Linked DNA regions of Homo sapiens: region 2 is linked to region 1. A link is an interaction called in ENCODE POLR2A ChIA-PET data of the cell type or tissue named here. Cell type or tissue: endothelial cell of umbilical vein. All regions are shown on one strand. Links, peaks and the distances in the headings refer to the core of each region. The heading gives the core; the rest is flanking DNA. Region 1 overlaps RAB40C (RAB40C, member RAS oncogene family). Region 2 overlaps RAB11FIP3 (RAB11 family interacting protein 3).

The links. ChIA-PET counts read pairs that join two places held together with the same protein. Peaks named below come from ENCODE experiments on the same cell type or tissue, not always from the same donor. Only the 100,000 strongest peaks of a DNase experiment are listed, where the experiment ranks them.
Region 2: POLR2A ChIA-PET joins it to region 1 with 5 read pairs; 3 of 35 experiments call an interaction of 5 or more read pairs at or near these places.

The regions. Positions count from the first base shown.
Region 1 is chr16:591,155-606,744 of GRCh38, forward strand. All of the region lies in intron 1 of RAB40C (RAB40C, member RAS oncogene family), which reads left to right. LOC124903618 (a long non-coding RNA gene) reads right to left here. Exons shown (of 2, transcript XR_007064934.1): 2 at 14,179-15,590. Among named protein-coding and RNA genes, the nearest start is that of RAB40C, 8.9 kb to the left of the region's middle. RefSeq lists an enhancer at 8,427-8,928. In endothelial cell of umbilical vein, for the core only: no CTCF peak of the experiment used is centred there; no DNase peak of the experiment used is centred there.
Region 2 is chr16:483,972-499,561 of GRCh38, forward strand. It overlaps RAB11FIP3 (RAB11 family interacting protein 3), which reads left to right. Exons shown (of 14, transcript NM_014700.4): 5 at 4,880-5,029; 6 at 12,853-12,888. LOC107987417 (a long non-coding RNA gene) reads right to left here and starts at 9,569. Exons shown (of 3, transcript XR_007064933.1): 1 at 8,598-9,569; 2 at 8,098-8,354; 3 at 7,402-8,011. RefSeq lists enhancers at 562-1,067, 1,068-1,573, 3,122-4,000, 10,412-10,990, 10,991-11,568 and 1 more. In endothelial cell of umbilical vein, for the core only: a CTCF peak has its summit at 11,650 (motif pointing left); a DNase peak (open chromatin) is centred at 11,620.

The DNA.
Region 1 (15,590 bases), core at 8,480-10,979:
TGGGTCTGGGATCTCAGGGGAAGGTGTCATGGGCCTAAGGGAAGGTGTCATGGTCTGGGATCTCAGGGGAAGGTGTCATGGGTCTAGGATCATCTGGGGTCTGAGGGAAGGTGTCATAGATCTGGGGGAAGGCATCATGGTCCTAAGGGAAGGTGTCATGGGTCTGGGATCATCTGGGGTCCGAGGGAAGGTGTTATAGATCTGGGGAAAGGTGTCATGGGCCCGGGGAAGGTGTCACGGACCCAGGTCTGGTGGCAGGTGCTGCTGGGCTGCTCTTGGGACCCTGTCTCGAGCGTGCACAGATGACAGGTCCTTATAGGCACGCTGTTCCCCTGAGGTATTTGCTTACTGCTGAGGGAGTCAACGCTTTGTGCTAGAAGAAAATACCTCTGTAATGAGTTACTGAACATTTGTTTTGTTTTGTTTTCTTTTCTTTTCTTTCTTTTTTTTTTTTTTGAGACGGAGTCTCACTCTGTCGCCAGGCTGGAGTGCAGTGGCACAATTTCAGCTCACTGCAACCTCCGCCTCCTGGGTTCAAGCGATTCCCCTGTCTCAGCCTCCCGAGTAGCTGGGACTACAGGTGTATGCCACCACGCCCGGCTAATTTTGTTGTGTGTATTTTAGTAGAGACGGGGTTTCAGCATGTCGGCCAGGATGGTCTCAATCTCCTGACCTCATGATCTGCCCACCTCGGCCTCCCAAAGTGCTGGGATTACAGACGTGAGCCACTGCGCCTGGCCTGAACGTTTGTTTTTAACTTCCAGTGGCATGGCTAAAATACACTAGATAGGTGGCATCACTGGGGCTTGCCTGCCTGAGCATGCCTCTTAATTTAGGTGGTTAACAGAGTGAGTGAGACGGTGTGGTCCTCATCCCCTCTCATGGGGGCCTGGACCCAGCCGAATGGGATGTGGCCCCAGATGAACTGGGAGCAGTCAGCATCCAGCCTCCCCAGAGTCCATCTGCGCTTCAGGGAATGCCATCTACGCTGGCGAACTTACCTCTCCTGGTCCCTGCCCTCTCCCCTTGCTTTGTTTCTTGGGCTCTTGTCCGTCCTGTCTGACTGCCCTGAGCGTCTGCTATTTGCTGAATTGTCTGCCTTTGGCTGCTGAGAGTGTGGGCGCAGCATCCCCCACTCTCTCAACTCGGGGGTTGGCAGAGCGTGGGATTACCTGGACTGAGGCTGAGCGCGCTTCCTCCTGGCATGGCTTCAGCAGTGGGCAGCAGCACCGGGGGCTCTGGAAGCTTGTGCTCCTGGCTTCAGCCTGGAGGAGGGGTTGGAAAGGGCCAGGGAGGAAGAGCTCTGTGTCCATTTTGAGGTGGGGGAAGTGTAAGGCCCACTGGGGCATTGGGGGCTCACACGTTAGGCCCCTGCACCTGCCGCCTCCTGGTCCTGCACTTGACAGTGACTGCCCCAGAATTGGTAACTCCTGACTCAGGTGGTGGGCGGCCAAGTTGATTGTGAAGGTGGCGTTGCCTTCTAAAGCTTGGCTCCAGGGGCGCTGCGCACTCCCAGGAGGCTGGCGGCGTGCGTGTTTGTGCATGTTCAGAAGAGCACGGGAAGGATTGGGTTTCATCAATCGGTGTTTTCCCAGGACATGAAGGCGTGCTTCTGAGGGCCGGCTCAGCCATGCTGGCCAGCTCGCCTACCCAACTGCACCACACAGCCAGGAGCTGGAGAGACAGGACCCTCCTTCCTCCCTGTCCCCTTCGTCGGGCTGTGGGGCATTGCCACACTTCCTCTGACATGCTCACTGAAGTGGGGCCAGTATTGTGTAAGACGTGGAGACCTGCCTGCTTGCAGAGACTTCAGAGGCTCACAGTGGCTTGGACCAGAGGCAGAGAGGAGAGTCCACTCTTAGAAAGACACCACGTGCTCTCAGGGCCCGGGGCACACTTCCAGGTCCCCGCAGGAGTCCTGTGGCCTCGAGCAGAGAAGGAAGCGCCTCTGGGCTGTGGAACGCGCTTTCTGTGTCTAAGGTCTCAAGGTTAAGACGTGCACAGCACAAGGAGCAGGTCTTTGTGGTCAGGTGGCAGCTTGCCAACCTCAGGGGCCAGCCCTCTTCATCAGGGTGAAGTTGGTGGATCTGAGGGTTTCCCAAGGGGGCTATTCAGGGTCTCAGAAGCTCAGGAGCAGCTGGTTCTCAGGACTCAGCATCTTGAGAATTTATTCTCCTTTGAAAGAGTTGTAGCAGGAGCTTTAGGCCTCTGGCCCTCGTGGGAAGGACGTACGTGTTAACCTCCATTGCTTTCTCTCCTTTGTTGGGAGGTGCCCTCTGTGTTTCCAGCTTCCGTGTTTCTTCAGGGCTGCCTGCTGGGCAGTGGGTGCCCTTGGCAGGGAGGCCCCTTCTGTGCAAGGCTTACTGCTTCAGCATGGCCCACAGCTCCTTCAGCTCACACCGGATCGCTTACCTGCCTGGAAGTCTTGTCTGGCATGTTCCTCAGACAGGTGTGTGAGCGTACATTGCCCTCTCCAGCTTCACAAACAAATGAGTCATCGAAGTGACCTTTTTCTTAGTACTGGCACCTGAGGCAGTGGCGTGTGACCACACGCCCAGCACCTGTGGGAGCCCCTGTGAGCTCTTCCGTGTCTCCTAATGTGGGTGTGCGCTGGGTTTCTGGATCTCTAGGTCTGGAAAGGCTTTCCTTTCTTTGACACCCAGCAGTGATCTTAGGGAGTGCTTCATGCTCTCTTCAGGATGGAACAGAGCGCTTTGCATAGAGTGCCCCTGGGTGATGGTGGCGAGTTACCCGGCAGGAATTATGCTTCATCCAGGAGTGTGGGTGGTGCACGCGGCGGGGAGGAGAAAGCTGCAGTTCAGGAGCGAACCTGCAGTCAGGCTCCAGGGTGTGGGCCAGGGTGGTGGGCCCGTGTTGGCCCCCAGGAACCACCCGCACAGGGTGCACACCCTTCCCCAAGCCCAGCCGCTCCCGCTCTGCAGGGGGCATCGAAGGTCCTGGATTAAGGCAGTTCCACCCTCGGCACCGTGTCCCCACAAACCTTCCTGGGAGCAAGTTTTCCTCCCGCCACGTTGGTCAGGGTGTGTGTGCCCGGGTCCTGGAAGACTTCAGAAGGGGTTAATCCTGGCTTGACTTTATTTCTCTCTCTGCTCTTTTGGGGTTCAGTGTTGGTGGAAGCTGCTGAGTGACACTCCGGTCCTTTGAGCCTGGCAAGTTGTGGGGAGAAACGGAGGGAGGCGGTTGTGGACATGGCGAGGCTAACATCACGGTTTGCTGTGGATGTTGGGGCCTGGTGGTCACTGAGATGTCTGTGGGGCCACACGCTGCCTGCTGTACCCATGGGAGCGAGGGCACCCTGTGTGGGTGTCCCAGCTTCTTCGGCTTCACGACTCCCTGAGCTTTCTCCAAACAGTTACAAACGTTTCTTCTCATCTGGCTTGAAGTTCGTGGCTCCGAAGTGGCCAATTCCAGGGGACACTATCTTGAGAGGCTCCTCCGTGTTTCATTGTCCTGATGTGTCGTCGGCTGCTTATCCCCAGGGCTAGCTGAGGGTTTCGTGGGAGGTTCTAGCTGTGTGTCTTTAGGTGACTGGACAGCCGTGCGTGGCTTCCCTGTGCCTACTGTTGGTGTTGGGCACCACTGACCACTGCAGCCCAGAGTCCCTTCTCCTCCCCTGCACTTGATTAGGTTTTGCTCGTCTTCCTTTTTTTTTTTTTTTTTTTTAGACGAAGTCTTACTCTCTTGCGCAGGCTGGAGTGCAGTGGCGCGATCTCGGCTCACTGCAACCTCTGCCTTCTGGGTTCAAGTGATTCTCCTGTCTCAGCCTCCTGAGTAGCTGGGATTACAGACGCCTGCCACCATGCGTGGCTAATTTTTGTATTTTTAGTAGAGGCAGGTTTCACCATGTTGGCTAGGCTGGTCTCAAACCCCTGACCTCAAGTGATCCACCTGCCTCGGGGGTTTTGCTCGTTTTCTGGGGCAGTGTTTTGGGGTTTGCCTTTCCTCTGTGAGGTGCCGGGTTTTCCAGCAGGGTGGTGTTGTGGGAGGAACGGGGTGTTCACCATGGCAACAGCTAATGCTGCCAGCGTGTGATGAGTGTTGCCTGCCAGCACCGGTGGGCGCTTTCCGCTGCCCCCGTGTAGCCCCCACCACCACCTGTGAGAAGGCAGCACCACCCCCACTGTGCAGACGAGGGATTGAGGCTCAGGAGGCGGCAGCTGTAGGGGTGGGCTTGGGGTCCGGGAGGAGCCGCCCTGCAGGCCTCCTGTGAAGCAGCGGGCTTCATGGCTCTTCCCCTGTCCTCCTCACGTCCACCTGGGCCTGGGGACGGCTGCCACACACCTGCTTCTGCTGCACCGCGCACACTAAGTTCTCCTGAGACCCAAGCCTCAGAGGACCGCCTCAGGCCCGGGATGACCCTGGCTGGCATCTGAGAACCCATGTGGTCAGGAGGTAGGACTTCTGTGGGTCATTATAACTTTTTTCTTCTTTTTTTTTTTTTTTTTGAGACGGAGTCTAACTCTGTTGCCCAGGCCGGAGTGCAGTGGCACGGTCTCGGCTCACTGCAAGCTCCACCTCCCGGGTTCAAGTGATTCTACTGCCTCAGCCTCCCGAGTAGCTGGGATTACAGCCACCTGCCACCACACCCAGCTAATTTTTGTATTTGTAGTAGAGATGGGGTTTCACTGTGTTGGCCAGGCTGGTCTTGAACTGCTGACCTTGTGATCCACCCTCCTCGGCCTCCCAAAGTGCTGGGATTACAAGGGTGAGCCACTGTGCCTGGCCTCTAATTGTGCTGTTTTATAAGTTGGACTGGCATGGCCTTACTTAAATTTTCAGGAAACTGTTGAGTCAGTAGGTAGAATATTGAATGTTAAGTTTGTCCAGAGGCCAGATGCCAGAACTTTTGGACAAGTGAGTTAATGTCCACCTCCAGTCCTTAGCACTTGCTCTAAGCGCTCACAGGCAACAGGGCAAATGCTTGCATGGCAGGTGCACGGCAGTGCCAGCCAGGTCTCTCGCAGGGTGGTGTGGACACAGATGACTCGTGTCGAGCACACGTGTTGTGGCCTGCACGATGAGCTAAATTGAACAGTGTTTCAGGAAGGAAGCCACATCGGGGAGCTGAGAGGTGGGCGGGAAGGACACAAGGGAGGGATCTGGGTCCTCGCAGGTACTTTTGCCTCTTGTTCTATTTGAAGATTGCAGCTGAGAAGGCGCGAAGCTGCTGGTCCCTGAAAAGCTGCCGCCTACCCTGGTCTGGAGCCCCTGCGAGCTGGCGTAGAGCAGGAAGGGGTTGCATCACAGCTGAGTCCTCCCCTGCGCAGCACATGGTACGATGCCACCCCACCGAGGGCCGTTCTGGGGCCCAGGGGCCACGTCAGCCAGGGTGTCATCCGCCGGGCGTTTGGAGTAAGCAGGGAAAGGTGTCGGCGTCCAGCATCCTGGTGCGGAGAACGCTGCCGAACCACTGTGAGAAGGCGGGGAGACTGCTTGTCAGGCTGAGCTGACTTCCTGGGCGGTCGGGAGAAGGATGTGCAGACTGTGGAACTGGCGGGTGTCAGGGACCAGAAGTTACGAAGGCGGTGGGAAGAGGAGCAGCTGTGGGAAGAAGGACTGGCTGCCAAGACCATGGGCTGTGGGCATCCTCAGGGCAGGAGCTGGGTGGAAGAGGGGCCTCTTCAGTCCTCTTGGCAGTGAAGGTAAACAGATGTCAGCAGGGTGGACTCGCACTTTGAGCCTAAGGTAGCGAGGAGGCTTCTGAGCCGACCTGGGGATGGCGGCGCACTCTGATACAGGCAGTGCGCGGCTGTCTCGTGCTGAGATCAGGATTTTGAGTAAAGCAGAGATTTCTGGACGTTTGTCCTTCAGAAATTAGCGGAGGGACAAGGGCATTGGCGCTGTGGAGAGGTAGGGACCCATGGGTATGGGGCGGAAGACCAGGGCACGACCAGACACCGCCAGGGTGCTGCACATGTAGGTAGCAGGGGGAGGTGGTCCAGGCAAGATGGGATGGGAGGGGCTCAGGAGCAGCCAGGTTCTAGTGCTGGTGATGAGGTGGGTGGTGGCAGGGGCATGTGGAAGGGTCTTCTGACCATGGCTTACAGAGGGCTTGGTGCTGGGGGGCCTGGAGTTGTGGAAAGGGTGAAGGGAAGAGTTGGTCCCATATTCCCAGATGGCAGAGTGGAAACAGAAGCACTCGGCCCCTGAGCAGCCTTCGCCGTCTTTACAGTGAACACAGTCCTCAAACCAAACTGGGAAGGATTCGAATCCTGGATGGGTGATGTGGTCCTGGCTGTGTAAACTGACCCTGATGAAAGACATGCCCATCCTGTGAGAGGGACAGCCATCTAGCATCTTTTTTTTTTTTTTAATTTTTATTTTTTGAGACAGAGTCTTGCTCCGTTACCCAGGGTGTAGTTCGATGGCACTATCTTGGCTCGCTGCAACCTCTTGAGCCTCATGGGTTCAAGCGATTCTCCTGCCTTGGCCTCCTGAGTAGCTGGGATTACAGGCATGCACCACCACACCTGGCTAATTTTTTACATTTTTAGTAGAGACAGAGGTTTTGCTGTGTTGGCCAGGCTGGTCTTGAACTTCTGACTTCAAGCAATCCGCCCGCCTCAGCTTCCCAAAGTTGGTGGAATTACAGGCATGAGCCACTGTGCCCAGCCCAGCTCAGCATCTTTGGAAAAGAGCAGAGGGCTGGGCACGGTGGCTCACACCTGCAATCTCAGCACCTTGGGAGGCCGAGGTAGGCGGAGTGCTGGAGCCCAGGAGTTTGAGGCCAGCCTGGGCAACACAGTGAGACCCCATCTCTACAAAAAAAAAAAAAAAAAAAAAAAAAAAGGCCGGGTGCAGTGGCTCACACCTGTAATTCCAGCACTTTGGGAGGCCAAGGTGGGTGAATCACGAGGTCAAGAGATTGAGACCATCCTGGCCAACATGATGAAACCCCGTCTCTACTAAAAATACAAAAATTGGCCAGGCATGGTGGCTCACGCTTGTAATCCCAGCACTTTGGGAGGCCAAGGCAGGTGGATCACGAGGTCAGGAGATCAAGACCATCCTGGCTAACATGGTGAAACCCTGTCTCTATAAAAATACAAAAAATTAGCTGGGCATGGTGGCGGGCACCTGTAGTCCCAGCTACTTGGGAGGCTGAGGTACGAGAATGGCGTGAATCCAGGAGGCAGAGCTTGCAGTGAGCCGAGATCACGCCACTGACTCCAGCCTGGGTGACAGAGCGAGACTCCACCTCAAAAAAAAAAAAAAATACAAATACAAATACAAAAATTAGCCGGGCGTGGTGGCGCATACCTGTAGCCCCAACTACTTGGGAGGCTGAGGCAGGAGAATTGCTTGAACCTGGGTGGCGGAGGTTGCAGAGAGCTGAGATTGTGCCACTGCACTCCAGCTTGGTGACAGAGCGAGACTCTGTCTCACAAAAAAAAAAAAAAAAAAAGAAAAAAGAAAATTAGCTGGGTGTGGTGGTGCACGTCTGTAGTCCCAATTACTTGGGAGGCTGAGGTGGGAAACTCACTGGAGCCTGGGAGGTGGTGGCTGCAGTGAGTCTGACTGTTGCACTACGTTCCAGCCTGGGTGACAGAGTGAGACCCTGTCTCAAAAAATAAAAAATAAAGAAAAGAGGATGGAAGAAGAGAAGAGCTGAGTCCTGGAAATGGGCAGGTACTTTACAGTTTGTACAGCGGCCGGATGTAAGAACCTCATGTCAACCCTGAGTGAAGGTGTAGGCCGGGCGGTCAAGCACAGCACTCTCCAGCAGCTCCAGCAGCGTGGGTAACCCGGTGGGAGCCTGTGTGCTGCTTTCCCTGCCCGGGGCCGGCGGCTGCTGCTGGGCTTTCGCCTGACTTCCTGGTCAGCAACGTTGTCGGCCACCTGGGCACAGCAGGTACAGCCTGTGTGTCAGACCTAGCTGGGAGGGGCGGTAATAGGGTAGATGACATCAGGATTCAGGACTCTGAACACAAACACAGTGACACTGATCAGGGTTGCCGAGGTGCTGTGTTTCGGTCCAGAAAGTCACTGCTGCAGGGGAGGGGAGTATGGTCACAGCCCAGGCCCCGGCCCCGGCCGAAGCTGCCACTGACAGGAGACCCTTCTCTGCCTGTGCCACCAGCTTTGCTCCGAGGGGTGTCTGTGTCCTCAGGCTCTGCCAAGGCAGTGTCAGGCTGATGCCTGCCCGTGTCGGCCGGCCACAGCCCTAGTGGCTGCCCGCAGAGTCTTGCGCCCACCTGATTCCTGCCTGAGAGGAGCCGCCAGGTCAGCTGATGCCAGCAGGACCCACTTCACCAGGTCAGCAAGGAGGAGGCAGCTTCCCTTGGGGCCACGCCGTGCCTCCTCCGTGTGCGCTGCTGCCATGGCTGCTTCTGTCGATAGGCATGTACGTGAAAATGCACACCCGTGGGTGTTCGCTACTGTCAGCGTGGATTCAGCAAGGTTTTGTTCCCTCGTGGCATCAGTCAGCGTGGATTCAGCAAGGTTTTGTTACCTCGTGGCATTAATCAGCGTGGATTCAGCAAGGTTTTGTTCCCTTGTGGCATCAGTCAGCGTGGATTCGCAAGGTTTTGTTCCCTCGTGGCATCAGTCAGCGTGGATTCGCAAGGTTTTGTTCCCTCGTGGCATCAGTCAGCGTGGATTCGCAAGGTTTTGTTCCCTCGTGGCATCAGTCAGCGTGGATTCGCAAGGTTTTGTTCCCTCGTGGCATCAGTCAGCGTGGATTCGCAAGGTTTTGTTCCCTCGTGGCATCAGTCAGCGTGGATTCGCAAGGTTTTGTTCCCTCGTGGCATCAGTCAGCGTGGATTCGCAAGGTTTTGTTCCCTCGTGGCATCAGTCAGCGTGGATTCGCAAGGTTTTGTTCCCTCGTGGCATCAGTCAGCGTGGATTCGCAAGGTTTTGTTCCCTCGTGGCATCAGTCAGCGTGGATTTGCAAAGTTTTGTTCCCTTGTGGCATCATACTCCTTTCCTGTTTGGTTTGGGACTCCCATGGCCCCCTTGATGTTGGAGCCTCTTCAGGTGGCACCTGCGTCCTGGGCTATGCCCTGAGTTCCCGGAGCTCCCTGTGTCCTGGAACAGTCTGTACTTCCAGCAGATGTGGGTCCTGCCTGCCCTGGAAACGGCCATCTCTCTGAAGAGCCTGTGTCCTCCTGGTGGGGAGGGATAGCTAGTATGTCAGCTTCTTAAATTACTTTATTAAAAATTGAGTATATGCAAAATAGTAGTCATAATAATAGTAATAGTAGCAAGTGCAAAGTGTAAGTAATAGAAATGGATGTCACCTAACCTGCCGAGTTTAAAACATTGTTGTTGGACTTTTTTAAAGAGCTTTGGTGCCGGATGGGCACGGTGGCTCACGCCTGTGATCCCAGCACTTTGGGAGGCCGAGGCGGGCGGATCACAAGGTCAAGAGATCAAGACCGTTCTGACCAACATGGTGAAACCCCGTCTCTACTAAAAATTCAAAAATTAGCTTGGCCTGGTGGCATGCACCTGTATTCCCAGCTACTCAGCAGGCTGAGGCAGGAGAATCGCTTGAACCTGGGGAGGCGGAGGTTGCAGTGAGCCGAGTTTGCACCACTACACTCCAGCCTGGGCGACAGAGTGAGACTCCATCTCAAAAAAATAAAAATAAGAGCTTTGGTGCCTACGTGCGTCACACAGACAGTTTAACACATAATTCATTATCAGCAAGCGGTGACTGCCCAGGTTTTGCCTGTGGGGAAACAGAAAGGTTTTGACTCCAGTCTCTGTCTTCTGAAGAGCTGGCAGTCACAACTGTGGCAGAGCCTGGTGTGTGGCAGCTGCGTGAGGCTCTCCTGGACTGCTGTGGAGGAAGGGGCCCTCTGGCACCCCAGGAGCAGCCTGCCCCTCTGTCTGCCTCTGCATTTAGACCCTTAGCCTCCTTGCAGAGCCACCTCCTGGTCATTAGCGTTAAAGCTCTTCTCTCCTGATGTAGTTTTCCTCACCGTTCAGTAAATGGGCCTGCTGCTTGTGTTTGGAACAGAGATAGAAGCTGTAGCTCCCACGTGTGTGTGGAGCTGGTTTGACTTTTAAAAAATTGTAGTACCAAAAACTATGATTTTTTGTGTGTTATCCACACCATCAAGGCTGTATCACCGAGTATCTGCTCATTCTGAAAGTGTGCATCCTTTCTGAATTGAAATGAAAGAGCAGGAGAAACCGTCTGTGTCCAGCCTGTTAGAGGTGTTACATTTGCCCTAGGTGGGCTGGGCAGAAGGCTGTTCTGCTCGGGAGCAACAGTGTCCACACGTCAGTTTCCAGAGCCCGGGTCGCCAGGATCCGGCTCAGAGTGTGAGTTTGCTCAGGTGTGTGCTGAGCACCCCTGGGTGCCAGACTCCGGGCAGGTCCCCGCCGCAGCCGCGTCAGCAGAGCAATGTGATCGTTGCTGGGACTGTTCCCCTAGTCTCAGTCAGTTCACTAGGGCCATGCATGCAGTGTTCAGACAGGAGATTCTCATGAAAAATAGAATTGTTATCCTAAAATTACATGAGAGGGAATGCTTATAAGTTTATCAAATAGTAAAACATCACAACACAGGACCGGGTGCGGTGGTGCACGCCTATAATCCCAGCTACTTGGGAAGTCAAGGCAGGCGATCCCCTGAGGCCGGGGGTTCAGACTAGGCAACGTAGCAAGGCCCTATCCCTGCAAAAAAAAGTAAAAAAAAAAAAAAAAAAAAAAAAAAAAAAGGCCGGATGCGGTGGCTCACGCCTGTAATCCCAGCACTTTGGGAGGCCGAGGTGGGTGGATCACGAGGTCAGGAGATTGGGACCATCCTGGCCAGCATGGTGAAACTCCGTCTCTACTGAAAATATAAAAGTTAGCGGGGTGTGGTGTCGGGCACCTGTAATCCCAGCTACTCAGGAGGCTGAGGCAAGAGAATCGCTTCAACCCAGGAGGCAGAGGTTGCAGTGAGCCGAGATTGCACCACTGCACTCCAGCCTGGGCAACAGCTCTCAAAACAAAACAAAAAACTACTGATTTGGAGGCACATTTAATGATTATTCAATGAAGTGTATATGCTTGATATCTTAAGTATGTAAAATAATTGTGGAATGAAATATATGACAACATTAGCAGTGGTCATCTCTGTTTTTTTTTTTTTGGTTTTGTTTTTTTTTATTAGAGAGACAGTTTCACTCTTCCAGGCTGGAGTGCAGTGATCATAGTTCACTGCAGCCTCAAATTCCAGGGTTCTAGTGATCCTCCCGCCTCAGCCTCTCAAGTAGCTAAGACCATAGGCATGCACCACAACACCTGGCTAATTTTTTAATAAATTATTTTTTTATTTTTGAGACAAAGTCTTGCTCTTGTCCACCAGGCTGGAGTGTGATGGCACGATCTTGGCTCACTGCAACGTCTGCCTCCTGGGTTCAAGCCTCTTGCCTCAGCCCCCCGAGTAGCTGGGATTACAGGCACCTGCCACCACGCCCGGCTAGTTTTTTGGTATTTTTTTAGTAGAGATGAGGTTTCACCATGTCGGCCAGGCTGGTCTCGAGTTCCTGACCTCAAGTGATCCACCCACCTCGGCCTCCCAAAGTGCTGGGATTACAGGCGTGAGCCACTGTGCCTGGCCAATAAATTATTTTTTGTAGAATTGAGGTCTTGCCATGTTGCCTAGGCTAGTGGTCTTGAACTCCTGGGCTCAAGTGATTCTCTCACCTTGGCCTCCCAAAGTGTCGAGATGACAGGTGTTAGCCACCAAGCACAGCCAGAAATGAGTCTTAAAGTGGACATGAGATTGGGGTTTAAGCCACACTAAGCTGGATTTGTAATCATTGAAAGTAATCTGAGAGCTATGGGATCTGCTCCTTAAAAGATGGGAGAGGAGAATTTTAAGAGATAGGGTCTCACTGTGTTGCCCAGGCTGGTCTTGAACCGTGGCGCTGAAGCAATCCTCCTGCCTCAGCCTCCTGAGTAGCTGGGGCCAGACCTGTGTTTTTTGTTTTCTTAATGTTCTGTGTTTAGCCAGGTGTTCTGTGCCAAGTGTGCCTGCTCTTTGTAGACACGAGAGCCCTTTTGGCTTGTTGTGGGTTTTAAGGCGTTAAGTAAAAGCTCTAGCTTCGCAGGAAACCAGTCCACAAACTGCCCTAGAATTTCTTCTGACATTTGGCATGCTGGTGTACACAGACACATTTGAAATTTGTTAGATAACTTTTCCTTCCTTTACTGTCCTCCATCAGGCAGGCGCCGGTTTGCCTGCAGTGGGGTTGGTGGACGTGGGCTGTCCTTGTCTCAGAAGACATCCGAGGGGAGTGGTATGCCGGAAGATTGAATGCGGAGCGCCGGCCCCGCACGTGAATGACTTAGAGCCCCAGGTCTTCAGGGACAGGCAGTGCCTTCACATCTGGCTCTGATATGTGTTCAGGCTGTCTTGTAGGGTAATCCGGTCCCCTAATCCTTAGACCTCCAAATTCAAAGCAGATCAATGCCCTGTGGGTTTAATTTTTTTAAATCAATTTTATTGAGAGATGATGTCTATTTAATAAATGTACCCTCTTTGCATGTACAGTTCTATGAGTTTTGGCACATATATGTACCTATGCAGCCAGTACCCTCATCCAAATCAGGAGCACATCCACTCTCCTCCCAGAAAGCCCCTCAGGCCCTGCCGAGTCAGCCCCCAGCCCCCAGCAGTCGGCTTCCATCACATGGGCTGCTTTTTCCTGTTCCAGACATCATGGATACGAAGCAGACCCTGGTTTCTTTTGCTCAGCAGTTTTGAAACTTATTCATGATGTACAATAGTAGATTCTTCTTTTTTTGTTCCCAAGTGGTATTCCTTTGCACAAATATACCCCAGTTTGTTTATGCATTTACCTTGTTGATGCACATTTGGGTTATTTCCTGGTTTGGGGTATTACGAATAATGCTGATGTGAACGAGTTCTTCTTTTTTCTTTTTCTTTTTTTTTTTTTTGAGACTCTCGTTCTGTTGCCCCAGCTGGAGTGCAGTGGTATGATCTCAGCTCACTGCAGCCTCTACCTCTTGGGCTCAACTGATCCTCCCACCTAGCAGCTCCCTAGCAGCTGGGACTACAGGCATGTACCACCACACCCGGCTCAGAGCTAGTTCTTTTAAATTTTTTTTTTTAATTATTTTTCTTGTAAAATACAGAAAACACGTCATTTTAGCCATATGTAGGGATACAGTTCAGTGGCACTAGCACTAAACTATAACACAAATACGCACGAGGCCTTCTGAAGGTGTTTCTCTAGAATACACGTGAATCCTTCTGAAGGTGTTTCTCTAGAATACACGAGTCCTTCTGAAGGTGTTTCTCTAGAATATATGTGAGTCCTTCTGAAGGTGTTTCTCTAGAATACACGTGAGTCCTTCTGAGGGTGTTTCTCTAGAATACACGTGAGTCTTTCTGAAGGTGTTTCTCTAGAATATATGTGAGTCTTTCTGAAGGTGTTTCTCTAGAATACACGTGAGTCCTTCTGAAGGTGTTTCTCTAGAATATATGTGAGTCTTTCTGAAGGTGTTTCTGTTCCCTTAGGTAGATCTAAGAGTGGAATTGCTGTCATATATGAGTGTACGTTTTAATTTATAAGCTTGCCCAGCCTGGGCAACATAGTGAGAACTCGTTGCTATAAACATATTGAAAAATTAGCCTGGGGCTGGGTGTGGTGGCTCATGCCTGTAGTCTCAGCACTTTGGGAGGCCGAGGCAGGCAGATCACTTGAGGTCAGGAGTTTGAGACCAGCCTGGCCAACATGGTGAAACCGTATCTCTACTAAAAATACAAAGTTAGCCTGGTGTGGTGGTGGTGCTTGTGGTCCCAGTTACTTGGGAGGCTGAGGCAGGACAATCACTTGAACCCGGGAGGCGGAGGTTGGAGTGAGCTGAGATCATGCCACTGCACTCCAGCCTGGGCGACAGAGTGAGACTTTGTCTCAAAAAAATAAATAAATTAGCCTGGTGTGGTGACGCACACTTGTAATAGTCTTAGCTACTCAGGAGGCTGAGGCAGGAGGATCGTGTGAGCCCTGGAGTTGGAGGCTGCAGCGAGCCGTGATTGTTCCGCTGCACTCCAGCCTGAGCAGCACAGTGAGACCTGATCTCAAAAGAGAAAACTGTTTGCTCAAGCAGCCCCATTGTTTCATAGTCCCATCAGCAATGCATGAGAGTTCCAGGTGCTCCACATCTTTGCCAACATTTGATGTTGTCAGCTTTCCGTCTTTTAATTAATCAGCTTTATTGAGGTGTAATTTGTGTACAAAAAAACCCCTTTAAAGTCTGCAATACAGTGAGTGCGGACAGGCATGCCGGCCTGAGAAAGCATCAGCCCTCGCAGCCTCGCCCTCTGCAGGCCTCTCACACTCTGCCCCCGGCCTGGCATGTCACTGTGGACTCATCTGCCTTGTCTAGTTTTCACGTCAATGGAGCCACACAGGGCAAACTCTCCTGTGTCCGGCTGCCTTCTTTCCATGTCTTCTGGGTGAGCTTCGGCCACGTGGTTGAGTGCAGTTGCTCCCTCCTTCCCCGCGCCGAGTGGTCTCCCGTGTGTCAAGGCTGCAGTGCATTGGCTCCACTCCAGATGGGCTTTGGGATGGTTTCCATGTTGGGTGACTCTCACAGGGCTCCTGTGAGGAGTCTCAGACGCGTTTGGTCAACACAGGTGCCCATTGCTGTTGGGACGTACTGAGGAGTGGAAGCTGGGCTGTAGGGCCTGTGTAGATGCTGCCAACCCGTTCTCCAAAGCAGTCACACAGTTTCTGTCCCACAGGAGAGAGGGAGAGTCCTGTTTGTTCTAAGTCCTGCCTTCCTTTTAGCCATGCTGATGGCTGCAAGCTTGTTTCTTTGTAATAGCCATAGAACATTTCTATTCTGTCAGTAACCATTCCCCAGTGGGTGGATTTTTAGTTTGGATTCAGTTTATTTATAATAAATACAGGGCCGCAATAGATGGCCTTTCTACTCCTTTTCTGTTATTGCTGACACATAGTCCTCTCGGTCCTCAGTCCAGTGTGGGTTTCCCTGGGCTGAAGTCAAGGTGTTGGCTGACACACAGTCCTCTCGGTCCTCAGTCCAGTGTGGGTTTCCCTGGGCTGAAGTCAAGGTGTTGGCTGACACACAGTCCTCTCGGTCCTCAGTCCAGTGTGGGTTTCCCTGGGCTGAAGTCAAGGTGTTGGCTGACACACAGTCCTCTCGGTCCTCAGTCCAGTGTGGGTTTCCCTGGGCTGAAGTCAAGGTGTTGGCTGACACGCAGTCCTCTCGGTCCTCAGTCCAGTGTGGGTTTCCCTGGGCTGAAGTCAAGGTGTTGGCTGACACGCAGTCCTCTCGGTCCTCAGTCCAGTGTGGGTTTCCCTGAGCTGAAGTCAAGGTGTTGGCTGACACACAGTCCTCTCGGTCCTCAGTCCAGTGTGGGTTTCCCTGGGCTGAAGTCAAGGTGTTGGCCAGGGCTTTGCTTTTTGCAGGCCCTACAGGAAGATGTTCTCTTGCTCGTTGGGAGGTTGGCAGAATTCCGTTCTTGCTGGTGGTAGGACTGGCAGTAGCACCTTGCTGGGTGCAAGCCGAGCCTTTCCCGGCTTCTCCAGGCCGCCTGCGTTGTTCACGGAGGGCCCTTGCCCATCTGCAGAGCC
Region 2 (15,590 bases), core at 10,280-12,779, 110 kb before region 1:
TCTCCCCAAGATGCATAAACCCGGCCCTTGGGCACATGCTCTCAGGGCTTCCTGGGGCGGCATCACGGGCTGTTAGTCACTCTTATCTGGCTCAGAATAAACCTCTTCAAATATTTTACAGAGCTTAAGTCTTTTTGCCAACATAATATACCCACAAGTAAGTGCCCATGTTGTAAGTGCACAGCCAGCAGGTTTTTCAAACTGACCATTCCCACGGCCCTTTTCTCAGGCAAGAACAAAACACTCCCGCACCCAGGGTCCTCCCAGGCCCCTGACAGCAGCCAGCTCTCCACCGGCCCTGCATCTTCCTTAAGTTCCCCCACACAGGGAGGTCCTTCCTGTGCCTGGCTTCTTCCACTTGCTGTTGCGCTTGTGGATTTAGCCATTTTTTTTTTTTTGAGACGGAGTCTCGCTCTGTCGCCCAGGCTGGAGTGCAGTGGTGCGATCTCAGCTCACTGCAGCCTCCGCCTCCCAGGTTCCAGCGATTCTCCTGCCTCAGCCTCCCGGGTAGCTGGGATTACAGGCGCCCGCCACCACGCCCGGCTAATATTTGTATTTTTTAGTAGAGACGGGGTTTCACCATGTTGGTCAGGCTGGTCTCCAACCCCTGGCCTCAGGCGATCCGCCCGCCTCGGCCTCCCGAAGTGCTGGGATGAGAGGTGTGAGCCACCGCGTCTGGCCGTATTCAGCCCTATTTTTGTGCATTGCTGTAAACTGTTGACTTTTATGATTCTATTGCGAGAGCGTGCTGCGACTCTAGAGTTGACTCTCCTGTCGGCGGCAGCGGGTAGTTCACTGTCGTTGGCTTTGAGGGTGAAACTGCTGTAGGGATTCCATGTCTTTGGGAGCATGGTACGGCCCTAAGCAGGATGGTCATCGGGAGCACGTCCCTTCAGCCTTGCAAGTTCCTGCAGGGGCTGCAGGGTCACCAGCCTCCGGCATCTGTGGCTCCTGGGCTCCCTGACCTCAGCAGCATGTGGCCATGTCTGCTCTCCTGCTCACCTTGTGGGGGGCATGCAGAGACCCTGCCACATGCTTTTTACTTGCGCTTCCCGGGTGACTAATAAGGCATGCACCTTTTGTCAGGGTGGGAGCTCCTCTGCCTGCTCACTGCTTGCGGGAGGGGTCTGCAGACTTTTTCTCTAGAAGAGTTGCAGGCCACGCAGCCCCCGTGGCAACTGCTCAGCCCGGCTGTTGTGCTGCAGAAGCAGCCAAAGGCACGTGGGTCAGTGAGCGTGGCTGTGTCCCAGTGAAACAATTTTCAGAAACAGGCTGCGCAGGATTGGCAGGACTTGGCCTGCCCCTGGTCTGTTGGGTCCTCTGTCTTTTTCTCACTGATTATAGGAGTCCTTTCGATATGAGTCCCTTATGGGGTGTGGGTATCACAGATCCTTTTTGCTGCTCTGTGGGTCTCCTTTTCACCTTTTGAGGAACAGATTTTTGTTTCTGTTTTTTTGTCAAGATGGAGTCTAGCTCTGTCGCCCAGGCTGGAGTGCAGTGGCGCCATCTTGGCTGACTGCAACCTCTGCCTCCCAGGCTCAAGTGATTCTCCTGCCTCAGCCTCCCAGGTAGCTGGGATTACAGGCACCTGCCATGGCGCCCAGCTAATTTTTGTAGTTTTAGTAGAGACAGTGTTTCACCATCTTGCCCAGGCTGGTCTCGAACTCCTGACCTTGTGATCCACCCACGTTGGCCTCCCAAAGTGCTGGGATTACAGGCATGAGCCACAGCCCCTGGCCAGAACAGATGTTTTTAATTTTGCTATAGTTGAGCTTATCCATTTTTCTTTTATGTTTATTAGCACTTTTGTGTCCCACTTGATAAATCTTTGCTTACTACACAGTCACTATGATGTTTACTTACGCTTTCTTTTAAAAGTGTTATTGTTTTACCTTCATATTCAGATCTGTGATCGCTACATAATTTTTTTATTTTGTTTTGCTTTGTTTTGAGACAGTCTTGCTGTGTCACCCAGGCTGCAGTGCAGTGGCACAATCTTGGGTCACTGCAGTCTCTGCCTCCCAGATTCAAGTGATTCTCTTGCCTTAGCCTCCTGATTAGCTGGGACTACTGGCGCCCGCCACCATGCCTGGCTAATTTTTTTGTATTTTTGGTAGAGATAGGGTTTCGCCATATTGGCCAGGTTGACCTCAAACTGCCAGCCTCAAGTGATCTGCCCTCCTTGGCCTCCCAAAATGCTGGGATTACAGGCGAGTATTTTCTCACTAGTTTTTAAGCAGTATAACTCTTGGTGGGGCATGCCTGTAATTCCAGCCCTTTGGGGGGCCGAGGCAGGTGGATCATGAGGTCAGGAGTTTGAGACCAGCCTGGCCAACTTGGTAAAACCCCGTCTCTACTAAAAATACAAAAACTAGCTGGGCCTGGTGGCACGCACCTGTAATCCCAGCTACTCGGGAGGCTGAGGCAGGAGAATCGCTTGAACCCAGAGAGGCAGAGTTTGCAGTGAGCCGAGATGGCACCACTGCATTTCAGCCTGGGCGACAGAGCGAGACTCTATCTCAAAAATGAAAACAAAAGTATAACTCTTTTGGGGGACACACATTTTGAACAGCTCATTTGTGGCTGGATCTAACTGCTAGCTAGCGCGGCTCATCTTCTGTGGACCGTGGAAAGCACGTTGGGCGTCTGGGTGCAGACCGTCCGGTTCATACAGTCTCTGCCGTGTGGCCTGGGCCTCTTGGTCCTCAGTGTGACGTTGCATGTGGGCCTTCTCTGTTCCCGTCAAGCATCAGGAAGAAGTGTCCTGAGGAGAGGAGGAGATGGGGTGGTGAGGGGTGCTGAGCCCCTCGTCATTGCTTCTGAGGGAGTAGCAGGTTTCACCATGGTGGCCCGGGGAGGCGGGGAAGGGCCTGCTGGCCGATGGACCAGTGTGTGTTTTCCTCTCGCTGATTCTCCTCCCCTCAGAGGGCAGTTTTCTGTCACAGTATCTGAGCCTGTTGGTAAAACAAGCACCCAATCATAAGAAACAGAAAATAAGGTCTTCCTGTAACGTAGCCTAATTTTAGATGGCGGCTGTGGAAGGGAGCCACACCTCCCTGTCACTGTGTAGGAAGGAAGGGGCTGATGCAGACAGGCAGCGCCAAGTTGAAGACCCTATTGGGAGGCCATGAAGTGGCACAGGCCTCCTGGTTTTGGTTTCTTTTTTTTTTTTTTTTTGAGACGGAATCTGGCTCTGTCGCCCAGGCTGGAGTGCAGTGGCGCGATCTCGGCTCACTGCCATCTCCGCCTCCCAGGTTCACACCATTCTCCTGTCTCAGCCTCCCGAGTAGCTGGGACTACAGGCACCCGCCACCACCCCCAGGTAATTTTTTGTATTTTTAGTAGAGACAGGGTTTCACCGTGTTAGCCAGGATGGTCTCGATCTCCTGATCTGCCCGCCTCGGCCTCCCAAAGTGCTGGGATTACAGGTGTGAGCCACCGCCCCCGGCCCTGGTTTAAGCCTGCGTGTTTGAGGCCATGGGATTCATCCTGAGCTGTCCCAGCAGTGGTGCGTGGTGGGCATTTCTGCGGGTGTGAAATTGGAACTCCTCACGGCTGAGCACAGTGGGTCCGGGCGGAGCAGAGCGCGCGGTCCTCCTGACTCTGCCCCCTTCTCCTGGGCACGAGGAGTCGCCTCACTCTGCCAGGCCCCTTTCTTTCCTGGAGTGGAGCAGCGCCGGGCCTGCACAGAAGGTTCTCCCGAGGACTCCTGCGGGAGGGTGGGAGTGGGGACCGCTAGGGCACAGGAGCCGCTGAAGGCACAGCTGTTTCACATGGCCCCCGGCCGCTGTGTTTTCCAGAACTTGGCTGTGGAGGAGTCACTCCCTTCAGAAGGAGGGTGGGTATTTGGAAGCCCCTTCCTTTCCCTGTCGCAGCTGCTGTTACGTTTTAGCTTAAAGTAGAGTTTGAACGGCGCCCCCCAGTGGTTGTGTGAGGACAGCAGCTCCCTAGGGAAGAGGCAGAGGTGCTTGAACCCAGATGCTGCTTTGTGTCGACCTGTGCTGTCCTGTGTGGGGCTGCGGAACTTGTGACGTGGGAGGGCACACGAGTGAGGAGTGTGAAGAGGCTGGAGGTTTTGAAATGACTGCGTGTTGGGCTAAGTAAAATTTTTTGTTAAAATATATTCGGGCCAGGCGTGGTGGCTCACGCCTGTAATCCCAACACTTTGGGAGGCCGAGGTGGGTGGATCACGAGGTCAGGAGATCGAGACCATCCTGGCTAACACGGTGAAACCCCGTCTCTACTAAAAATACAAAAAATTAGCCGGGCGTGGTGGCGGGCGCCTGTAGTCCCAGCTACTCGGGAGGTGGAGGCAGGAGAATGACGTGAACCCGGGAGGCGGAGCTGGCAGTGAGCCGATATTGCACGACTGCACTCCAGCCTGGGCGATAGAGCCAGACTCTGTCTCAAAAAAAAAGGTAAAGAAACAGATTTATTTATTTATTTTTTTTTTTTGAGACAGGGCCTTGCTCTGTCACCCAGGCTGGAGTGTAGTGGCATCATCACTGCTCACTGCAGCCTTGGCCTCCCAGGCTCAAGCGATCTTCCCACTTCAGCCTCCCGAGTACCTGGGACTACAGTCGTGCGCATCCATGCCTGGGTGATTTAAAAATGTTTTTTGCAGTTGAGGCCTCCCCCTGTTGCCCAGGCTGGTCTCAAACTCCTGAGCTCAAGCCATCTGCTCGCCTTGGCCTCCCAAAGTGCTGGGATTACATGTGTGAGCCACCGCATCCAGCCCACTTTTTTTTTTTTTTTAAACGTGGCTCCCAGGACTCACGTGTGGCTTGTAGCACACCCTATGGAAAGCACCTTCCACACCCTCAGCTCGGGGGTGCCCTGGCCTTCAGTCAGAAGACATCATTTCTGTTTTACTTTGCAGGCCTCACCCCCATGGCCAGTCTGTCATCACGGTGATCGGGGGCGAGGAGCACTTTGAGGACTACGGTGAAGGCAGTGAGGCGGAGCTGTCCCCAGAGACCCTATGCAACGGGCAGCTGGGCTGCAGTGACCCCGCTTTCCTCACGCCCAGGTAATGACGCCTTGTTCCAGCACACCCTCCTCCCTCTTCTTCCCGTGGTTAGTAGTGGGAAGTTTCCCTTTTTGGTTCGTGCATTGGTGAGAGAACTTGCTTTCCTTGACGTCATGTGATTAAGTAAACCATATTCAAACATTTTAAATTTATACCTGGATTTATGAAAGTTGGGAGAAGTCCCTCTTCTCCAGCCACATCCCCAGATCACTCTACATTTCTGAGGCTTCAGCAAAATCCTGTGGCACAGAGCTGTGTTTGCACACTTGGCTTGCGGGCTCCTTTGCTGTGGGCCGTGGATCACATGGTGGTCTGTGCAGGCTTTTGAGGGAGGCCTCATGATCATAAGTGAGTCTTCAGATTCATTTCCTTATAAATATCTGACATCCCCAAACTGGAAAGCTGTGACTCTGAATAAATAGAAGCACAACACGCAGTGGGCGAGATGCCCACTCACAAATGTCCAGAGTCACTCTAGGGAGTCCAGAGTCCTCTTGGCTTGGATCCGAACATGGGGGTCTGGGTACGTACTTCTGAGGGCTAGGGGCTCCCACGTGGGAGTCAGTCCCTCTAGGACGCTCCTGACTTCAGGGAGACCCTGGGCTGGCCGATGGGGTTGTTACTTCAATCCCTTCTCCCCTTTGCTACTAGGTTGTCGTCCATCTTTGCCAGCAGTCAAGGCCGAGCCTCTTTAAGCAGCCACAAGAGTCTTCCCTTGCCTGCTGCCCGCCCGCTGTTACTGAGGCCCAGGGAACCTGGGTGGAGGGCGGTGCAGGAGGGGCTGAGCAGCTCGTCTGCCCATAGGGTCCCCCTCCTTTTGTTTCCCATGTGCCCTCCTTGAAGCCGCCCGTCAGCCCTGGGTGTGGGGACCCTGCACGGATATCCTGTGTGCTCTGGTCCCGGCGAGCGTCCTGGGAGAGCTGTGCATGAGTGAGGCATCACAGACGGTCCTCAGAGGCAGTGTGCTTGTCTTAGGCACTTTCCTCTCCCAGCGCGTGGTGGTGTCAAGACAAGGGCCAGAGGACTGGGGCGTTTCTAAACTTGGGTCTCTGTGCTTGGTAATCACCTCTTCCTACGTGTTTAGTTTGTCCCTGTCTCCTGTTCAGTGTTTTCATTGTTACCTGTTTGAAGTGTAATGTCTATGCTACATTGTATGTTTCACTTTTCACCTTTCTTTACTTGAGCTTCCAAATGGTTTCCCACAGCATGTGGGTCCCAGCGCCCGCGATGAGGCTGCCTTTGCTCCTTTGCCTTCGCGTCGCAGACGCAGCACCCCTGCCAGTGGCCCAGAAGCCCTTGGAGGTGAAGTCACAGGGAGGTTAGCTAGCACCACCACAAAATCTAACACTGAGTTTCGACAGGTCGGTCTTTTTGGGGGTTTTTTGAGACAGGATCTCACTTTATTGCCCAGGCTGGAGTGGTGCAATCATGGCTCACTGCAGCCTCCACCTCCCTCAGCTTCCTGAGTAGCTGGGACTACAGGTATGAGCTACTACGCCGGGCTAATTTTGTATTTTTTGTAGAGACGGGTTCACCATGTTGCCCAGGCTGGTCTCAAACGCCTGAGCTCAAGCGATCCACCCAAAGTGCTGGAATTAGAAGCAGGAGCCACCATGCCCGGCTTTAACGCACATCTTAAAAAATCACAAAACTATTGTAGATTTATCATTCATGCATAGTTTTTGCTAGAGGTGGTTTTTGGAGTAATCATAAATATAGTACAGTAAGTACAAGTTTACCCGGAGACATGGTTCGCTATCACATTGATGTGTTTTTGGCAAAAGAGAAAGCAGTATGGTTTTTTACCTTCTTGTTAAAGAAGGGCTTTTGCTTTGCAAGGAGGCTCTCAGGCTGCCCCTGCTTTCTTCTGGGCACCCGACCCAGAGGAGCAGGTGTGTGCAGGGCCCCCTGAGGCTCGAGCTGGTGCCTGTCCTGGGCTCCTGGAGGCAGCTGAGGGATGTGGGCTCACTGCGGTCTAAAGGCAAGAGCCAGAACATTGCACAGCTCATTCTCTCTCCACGTGCTTTTGTTCCACACCATGTCCTGTCCTGTTCCCCTCGGCCCCTCGTGCGGAGTCACAGATGACCACACGGGTCCTCATCCTCTCCTGAACGGATGCTTCTGTCTCTCTAGCACTGACCCTCTTGCCGCAAAGCTGCACAGCATCCTCACTGATGAGGCGTTTGAGTTTTACTGTAGCCAGTGCCACAAACAAATCAACCGCCTTGAGGATCTTTCTGCCCGCCTGAGTGATCTTGAAATGAATAGGTAACTGACCAGCGCCTGGCCTTGCTGTCTGTTCCCAGGGTGTGGGGGACTCCGGATACCCACAGCCCCCTTGAGGGCCTGCCCCGAGGCGACCAGGAGCCTCTCAGGCAGCGGGACTCTCCCTGGGGCCCCGCCTCCCACCCTGCACGCTGTGGGGCCACCAGGGCCCTGCCTCCTCCCCTGCATGCGCAGCCCAGGCCAGTGCTTGTCTTGGTGGGAGGAAGTGATCGGTCTTTGCAAGCTGTGCTGTCTGTCCTGTGTGTGAAAGAGGATACTTTCTGCATTTTACTAAAAGATTTCTTTCATTGAGCTCATGAGACAGAATTGGGAAAGTTAAAGATTTAGTCTTTAAGAACAGATATGTAAACAGCTTTCAGGATTGTCAGTTTAAATGGAGTTTTGAATACTCACAGTGAGCGTGTGAGGGAGCTCACTGTGTCTCAGCAGGGGAGCTCTTGTGGCTGGCCCTCATGTCTAACTCCCAGTTACAGAAGACGGTTTTGAGTGCTTTGCACATATTGACGTGCCCGTTGGGCATCGTGTTGATTTCGCTTGCGGTGAAGCCCCTGGGTGGGCAGCTCTCCAGAAGGGTCTGGTGAAGAAACGGGCCACTTTGGAGCTTTCCACAGCAGCCCTAGCCTAGCAGAAGAGGTGAGTGAGCATACAGGCTCATGCTGGCAATCTGGGACGGCTTCCTGAAGAACGGGACCTGGCCTGTGGGGAGGGTTTGTAAAGGTGGCAGAAAGGTGAGTTATCCTGACGGTTCTAGCATGTTTAGAGGTATCTGTGAAACTGCTTACCTGTCTTGAGCCTGCCCTGTCCCTGCCCCAGGGGGCTTCTGCCGAGGCACATCCTTGCTGGCGGGCGCTCACTGCCCACGGCCTTATTGAGGCTTCTGTCCTGCCTCTAGTTCCATTTCCAGGGCACTTAACTCTTCTTATGTTCTGTGAAATGCTGTGAAGCACAGGGCCCCCAGCCAGTGCCCATTCAGGTGGAGAGGATGGGGGTGGGGCCCGGCACTGATGGCCATTCTGGAGCATCGGGGGTCTTGGCAGCACTGGTGAGAAAGCAGAAGTGCTCTTTGAAGAGGGTCTTCCCGGGAGACCCGAGGCCGCCCAGAGCCCTCCCCGGGAGACCCGAGGCCGCCCAGGGCCCTCCCCGGGAGACCCGAGGCCGCCCAGGGCCCTTCCCGGGGAGACCCGAGGCCGCCCAGGGCCCTCCCGGGAGACCCGAGGCCGCCCAGGGCCCTCCCGGGAGACCCGAGGCCGTCCAGAATCTTGGATTCCAAAGATCCGCTAACCTCTGTTTTAGGGGAAATCAGTTTCTGCCTGCGTGTGTGTTCAGCTAGGGGTTCAAGGCCCGGCGACGATGGCTCAGCCTGCTTGGGGAGGGGCCATTTGTTCTTCCCACGCAGAGACTTGCCCTCCCACTCACCGATAAGTTGAGTGCAAGCATGTCATCTCCGTACATGAAAGTAAGCCTGAAGACTCAGGTCTCGTCTCTCATTTTCTGAAGATTTTTGACATAGAACTGATTTTTTCCCACATTGAGAACTAGCTCCAAGATGGCCATGGTCGCCTCTGCTGGGCTTTGTGGGGGCAGAGAAGGGACTAGGATGTAGCTAAGTACAACTAGCAAGTCCTGTGGAGCCTCACGTCCAGGTTCTGCTACCCCTTTTCCTAAGACTCTATGAAGCGGGCCAGGCGCAGTGACTCACGCCTGTAATCTCAGCATTTTGGGAGGCTGAGGAGGCAGGCAGATCACTTGAGGCCAGGAGTTTGAGACCAGCCTGGCCAACATGGCGAAACCCTGTCTCTACTAAAAACATAAAAATTAGCCAGGCATGGTGGCACATGCCTGTAGTTCCAGCTACTTGGGAGGCTGAGATGGGAGGTTCACTTGAACCCAGGAGGTGGAGGCTGTGGTGAGCCAACATCCTGCCACTGCACTCCAGCCTGGGCAACAGAGCCAAACTCTGACTCCAAAAAAAAAAAAAAAAAAAAGACTCTACCAAGTGGTTAATATGCTATTCAATTCAACACAATCAGGACACACAACTGCCAGTCAGAACATCCTCCCCATAACCCTTAGTGGAGGAGATCTGAATCTTGCGTTTTAGTTTCCATGGACTTGCCTGAAAGTAAGCTTATTTGGTCATGCTTTGTGGGTGGCAACAGGTGACTTAGTCCAGACCACCTCTGGAAGCTTTGATGTCAGATACGATGTCCAGTCGCCTCAGAACAGGCCAATAGCTGTTGCATTTTCCAGGTACCCTGCAGCCTCTAAATACATTTCATTTTGTAGGAACTAAGAAGTGTGCCTTACCTGGAGGTATATTTTCTTTTTTCTTTTTTTTGAGACAGAGTCTCGCTTTGTGACCCAGGCCGGAGTGCAGTGGTGCGATCTCGGCTCACTGCAACCTCTGCCTCCCGGGTTCACTCCATTCTCCTGCCTCAGCCTCCCGAGTAGCTGGGACTACAGGCGCCCATCACCACACCTGGCTAACTTTTGTATTTTTAGTAGACACGGGGTTTCACCATGTCTCAATCTCCGGACCTCGTGATCCGCCCGCCTTGACCCCCCAAAGTGCTGGGATTACAGGCTGAGCCACTGCACCCAGCCTGCCTGGAGGTATATTATCTTTTTCTTTTTTGAGACAGAGTCTCGATCTGTCACCCAGGCTGGAGTGCGGTGGTGCGATCTCGGCTCACTGCAACCTCTGCCTCCCGGGTTCACTCCATTCTCCTGCCTCAGCCTCCCGAGTAGCTGGGACTACAGGCGCCCATCACCACACCTGGCTAACTTTTGTATTTTTAGTAGACACAGGGTTTCACCATGTCTCAATCTCCGGACCTCGTGATCCGCCCGCCTCGGCCTCCCAAAGTGCTGGGATTACAGGTGTGAGCCACCGCACCTGGCCACCTGGAGGTGTATTTTCAATTATAAATCCTGTTGCTGGGCTGCCAGTCCAGGCCCTGAAAGGTCAGTAGGTAAACTGAACGATGAGTCTGTCCTGTCCTATTAGTTCTAGGGAGTCTCAACAATAATAAGATAAAATTAAATTTGTATTAAGGCTGGGTGCGGTGGCTCATGCCCGTAATCCCAGCACTTTGCGAGGCTGAGGTGGGCAGATCACGAGGTCAGGAGATCGAGACCATCCTGGCTAACACGGTGAAACCCCATCTCTACTAAAAATATAAAAAATTAGCCGGGCGTGGTGGCGGGCGCCTGTAGTCCCAGCTACTCGGGAGGCTGAGGCCGGAGAATGGCGTGAACCCGGGAGGTGGAACTTGCAGTGAGCCGAGATCATGCCACTGCACTCCAGCCTGGGTGACACAGTGAGACTCCATCTTAAAAAAAAAAACCTGTATTAAAATATACATTATTAGTCTCCAGTCGAGAAAGGAGAGCCACACAGTAATTTGAACAGGGACAGTTTAATACTACAAAGAATGGGCTGAGTGTGGGCTGAAATCGCAGTGCTTTGGGAGGCTGAGGTGGGAGGATCACATGAGCCGGGGAGGTCGAGGCTGCAGAGGTGGGAGGATCACATGAGCCTGGGAGGTCGAGGCTGCAGAGGTGGGAGGATCACATGAGCCGGGGAGGTCGAGGCTGCAGAGGTGGGAGGATCACATGAGCCGGGGAGGTCGAGGCTGCTGAGGTGGGAGGATCACATGAGCCGGGGAGGTCGAGGCTGCTGAGGTGGGAGGATCACATGAGCCGGGGAGGTCGAGGCTGCAGAGGTGGGAGGATCACATGAGCCGGGGAGGTCGAGGCTGCAGCGAGCTGTGGTTGCACCACTGCACTTCAGCCTGGGCCACAGAGTCATACCTTGCCTCTAAGAAAAGATAATGCAAACAAACAAACAAAAAATTTAAAAAATCATTAGGGAAAGGAAAAGAATGTCACAGGCTATGGGAGTAATGAGGCACTGGTTGGGATGAGTAAAAAGAACTCTGCAGAGTGTAGGGACAGCAGGCACAGGAGCAGCCGCCACCCAGGGCCGGGGCAGAGCCCCCCAGCTACAGTCACTGCCACCCAGGGCTGAGGTCTGCACCAGCTGCAAACGGCGTGGTGGGGACACCACCGTGCTGTCAGGGCTTGTGGGGAACCTGCCTCCTGGCTGCCAGGAAAGCTATTCTGTTGCAGGACACTTGGCAGAGGCACCCCTAGAGAACAGCTACCCGAATGGGGTCGGGGAAGCCCCTGGCTCTGGCTACAGTGGGCAGGATGCTCCCTGGAGTAGGTACTGGGGAGACTGCAGGTGTCGGAGGGCCCTGCAGAGAGTGGTCAGAACCAGGAGGCAAACCTCTTCCTGCTGTGTTCACTCCTCGGCTCCCTCTGCTGATGACACGCAGCATTGTGGAGGAAGAGCCTGCTAAGGGCCCAGCTCTGTTTCTACAGGGCAAGTAAAAAGGATGGACTTAGAGCTGAGGGGCTCTACGTTAATACCTGGCACAGCAGCTGATTCTCCTCCAGTAGATTTCTTTTTTTCTTTGAGACAGAGTTTCACTCTTTGTTGCCCAGGCTGGAGTGCAGTGGCGTGATCTCGGCTGACTGCAACCTCTGCCTCCCGGGTTCAAGCGAGTCTCCTGTCCCAGCCTCCCGAGTAGCTGGGATTACAGGCATGCGCCACCATTCCCGGTTATTTTTGAATTTTTAGTAGAGACAGGGTTTCTCCACGTTGGCCAGGCTGGTCTCGAACTCCCGACCTCTGGAGATCCACCCGCCTCAGCCTCCCAAAGTGCTCAGATTGTAGGCATGAGCCACCACGCCCGGCCCCTCCAGTAGACTTTTCTGCCTGACCCTGGAAAGAAAATCAGAGGTGTTTTTGAGACAGGTAAGCTGAAGAGAGACGTGGCTTTGTGAGTTCCAGGACCGTGATGGTTCCCAGGCCCCAGGGGTGAGGGTGTCTTCCTGCAGGCTGAGGCTAATAGTTCAGCAGCTAGACTGTAAAATACAACTTTGGACCTCAGAAATGAGGGAGAAGGTAAGTTTGGCCCATGTGCCACTGCAGATGGTTAAATCAGACAGCTGATGTATAATTGGCTATATTTACTGCCCTGAAATGGCAACGGGAAAGGTTTCCAAACTGATGCCTAGGCAGGCGTTCTGAGCATGATGCATCAGTGCCTGAGTCGAAGCCAGCGGCAAACTCTCCTGTCACAGCGGGGCCTGGGTCACTTTTCACTTGGGGGCCTCCGAAGGCCAAGCGTTTGGGGGTAATTTGGCTTCAGAAGCATTGGGACAGTGCAGCCAGCGGGTGGGACCAGGTGTGGCGCTGGCCTCTCAGTCGTGGTCTGGGGTGGCTGCATCTGGAAGCCTCTTTGGGGGCTGGAGTAACGAGACGTATGCGGCCTCACCCCAGCACTGCCGTGTCCTTGCTGTTTTGCTGAGTGAGCATTTGTGCATGGACTTGCCTGGGGGGCCCTGCATGCCGGGAGCATTGCTGAAAGGCCGCCCACCTCGTATCTCCACAGCCTGAGTTTCCTGCTTCCTCCTGCTCCTCTCTGTCTGTTCTAACAATTTTCCTGTTTATTTTGTTTTCTGCACAGTCCGACAAAGCGGCTCTCCAGCAAGAAGGTGGCAAGGTAGGTGGGTCTCTGGTTCCTGCTGAAAAACGTTCTGAAGTGGATAATTAATCATAGTTTTTTAAAAAACATTTTAAAATGTTCTTTTCCAAGGTATTTTTTAAACTCTTGCAAGTTACTTTACATGGTTTGGGGCTGAAGGTATCCTGAAGGAGTGTTGGGAAAGGGGTTTCCAGGGCTGTGAATTTGGACCTGGATTTGTGACCAGGGAGGGTACGTGTCAGAGCTTTTGGTGCTGGGCCTCTTGTGTGTTCACTAAGGTCTGGAAGGGGCCGCCATCCCCAGATGTCTGCTCTATGTTAGCTCTGAGGTAGCGAGACCCAGTGAGGAGCCTGGCTTCTCAGAGCCGGGTCTGGGCAGCTCCCCAAGGTGAGTCGAAGGTGAGGGATGGGTCTGACTCCAATTCCTAAAGACCATTTCTTCATTTTCCAGCTTCGTATAGATCTGTTGGCTTCCTGCTGTGAAAGATGGCAACATACACTTTTATCTTCCTCCCCTGCCAGTTCTTACCGAAATAAACATGCAGGGTTAAGGCCCTTCCCAGGGAGCCACTCAGTGTGGCTGCCGGGTGGCCTCTGCTGCCGTCAGAGTCTGCCTTTGTGTCTTTATCTGCTTTGCCTTCCTAGTCCCCGTCCTGCTTCGTGGCCCGGCATCTGGCAGGGCTGGGAGACGCCTCTCCAGCTTCCTCTGGAGCATCCCCTCTGGAGCCTCCTCTCTGCCCTGTTGTGCCGGGCGTTCTCCAGGCCTCGTGGCTGTGGTCCTGGACAGGTCTCCCCACACTGGTGGGTTCCTTTGTTTCGGGGGTTGGATCCTCTAGCTCCCTGGCCCCGTCTTCCTTCTCATTTGTTTTCTCTGGTTTTTGTCCAGCGTATCTTCCTGTAGCTTCTTGAGAAAAGAGGTGCTCAGGAGATAAACTTGAGCTTGGGTTGGTTTGTACTGTGAGAGTGGGATCATTTTCCTGTAAGATTTTTGACGGCATTGCTTATCTTCTAGAGCTAAAGTTGTTACCATGAAGTTTAACCTTTCTGACTCGGTTTCTTTGGGACCAGCCTGAGCAACTTAGTGAAACCCTGTCTCTACAAAAAAAAAAAAAAAATTAAAAATTAAAAATTAAAAAAAAAAAAGGAAAATAGGCAAGGTCTAGCTGCGTTGCCCAGGCTGTAGTGCAGTGAGTGGCAATTCATAGGTGCAAGCATAGCTCACAACAGCCCCAGACTCCCTGGGCTTAAGTAATCTTTCCACCTCAGCCTCCCAAAATTCTCGGATTACAGAGGTAAGCCACCACACCCAGCCAAGAACAGAAACCTTTTGTTTTCCATTTTCTTTTATTTTGAGACATTGTCTTGCTCTGTCACCTGGGCTGAAGTACCGTGGTGCAATCACAGCTCACTGCAGCCTGGACCTCTCAGGCTCACTCCATCCTCCCACCTCCTCCTCCTGAGGACCTGGGACTACAGGTGCGCATTGCCAATGCCTGGCTAGTCTTTTAATTTTTAATAGAGATGGAGTTTCACTACGTTGCCCAGACTGATCTTGAGCTCCTGGGCTGAAGGGATCCTCCCACCTTGGCCTCCCAAAGTACTGGGATCACAGGCATGAGCCGTCACACCTGGCCATGGATGAAAACTTTTTTCTTTTTGTTTCTCTTCTCTTTTCTTGGCTTTCTTTTCTTTTTGAGACAGTCTTGCTCTGTCTTGCTCTGTGAAGTGACATCATCACAGCTCTCAATAGTTTTCACTTCCCAGACCTCCCAAGCTCAAATGATCCTCCCTCCTCAGCCTCCCGAGCAGCTGAGACCACAGGCGCATGCCACCATACCCAGATGATTTTTTAATTTTTTGTAGAGACAGGCCCAGACTGGTCTTGAACTCCTGGGCTCTAGCAGTCCTCCCACCTCGGTCTCCCAGAATGTTGGAATTACAGGCAGGAGCCACCGCGTCCCACTTGTTTTCCATTTTCTGTCATTTTAGGGGCTAGGGGCTAGGGGCTAGAGGAAGCAGAGGTGAACGTCATCATGCATCTTTTTCTAACTGTCTTCTTGCTCACCCCTTTCAGAAAAGCATTGAGCTGGCCGGGCGTAGTAGGTCACGCCTGTAATCCCAGCACTTTGGGAGGCTGAGGTGGGTGGATCACCTGAGGTTGGGAGTTCAAGACCAGCCTGGCCAAAATGGAGAAACCCCATCTCTACTAAAAAAATACAAGATTAGCCAGGTGTGTTAGCAGGTGCCTGTAATCCCAGCTACTCAGGAGACTGAGGCAGGAGAATCACCTGAACCCTGGAGGCGGAGCTTGGAGTGAGCCGAGATTGTGCCATTGTACTCCAGCCTGGGCAACAAGAGCGAGACTCCATCTCAAAAAAAGAAAGAAAAAGAGAAGCATTGAGCTCTTAGGAACGTGACGTGCATCCCCAGCTACACTTCTGTTACCACTTCAGCATCACCTTCCTCCCCGCTTCATCAAGTCTTTTACTCCAGACAGGCTGCAGCTGGTGACATGAAAGACCGGTCAAGGCCAGCTAAGGCATCTGCTTGAGGCCTCCCGTGCCTAGGATGGGGCGCAGCCTGCAGTTGGCTGTCACAGCCTTGTGTCAGAAACACCCTTTAAAATTTAATGTTTCCTTCACGGGTACCCTTTGGCATAAAAAAAGCCCAATCTGAGCCGGACGCAGTGGCTCACGCCTGTAATCCCAGCACATTGGGAAG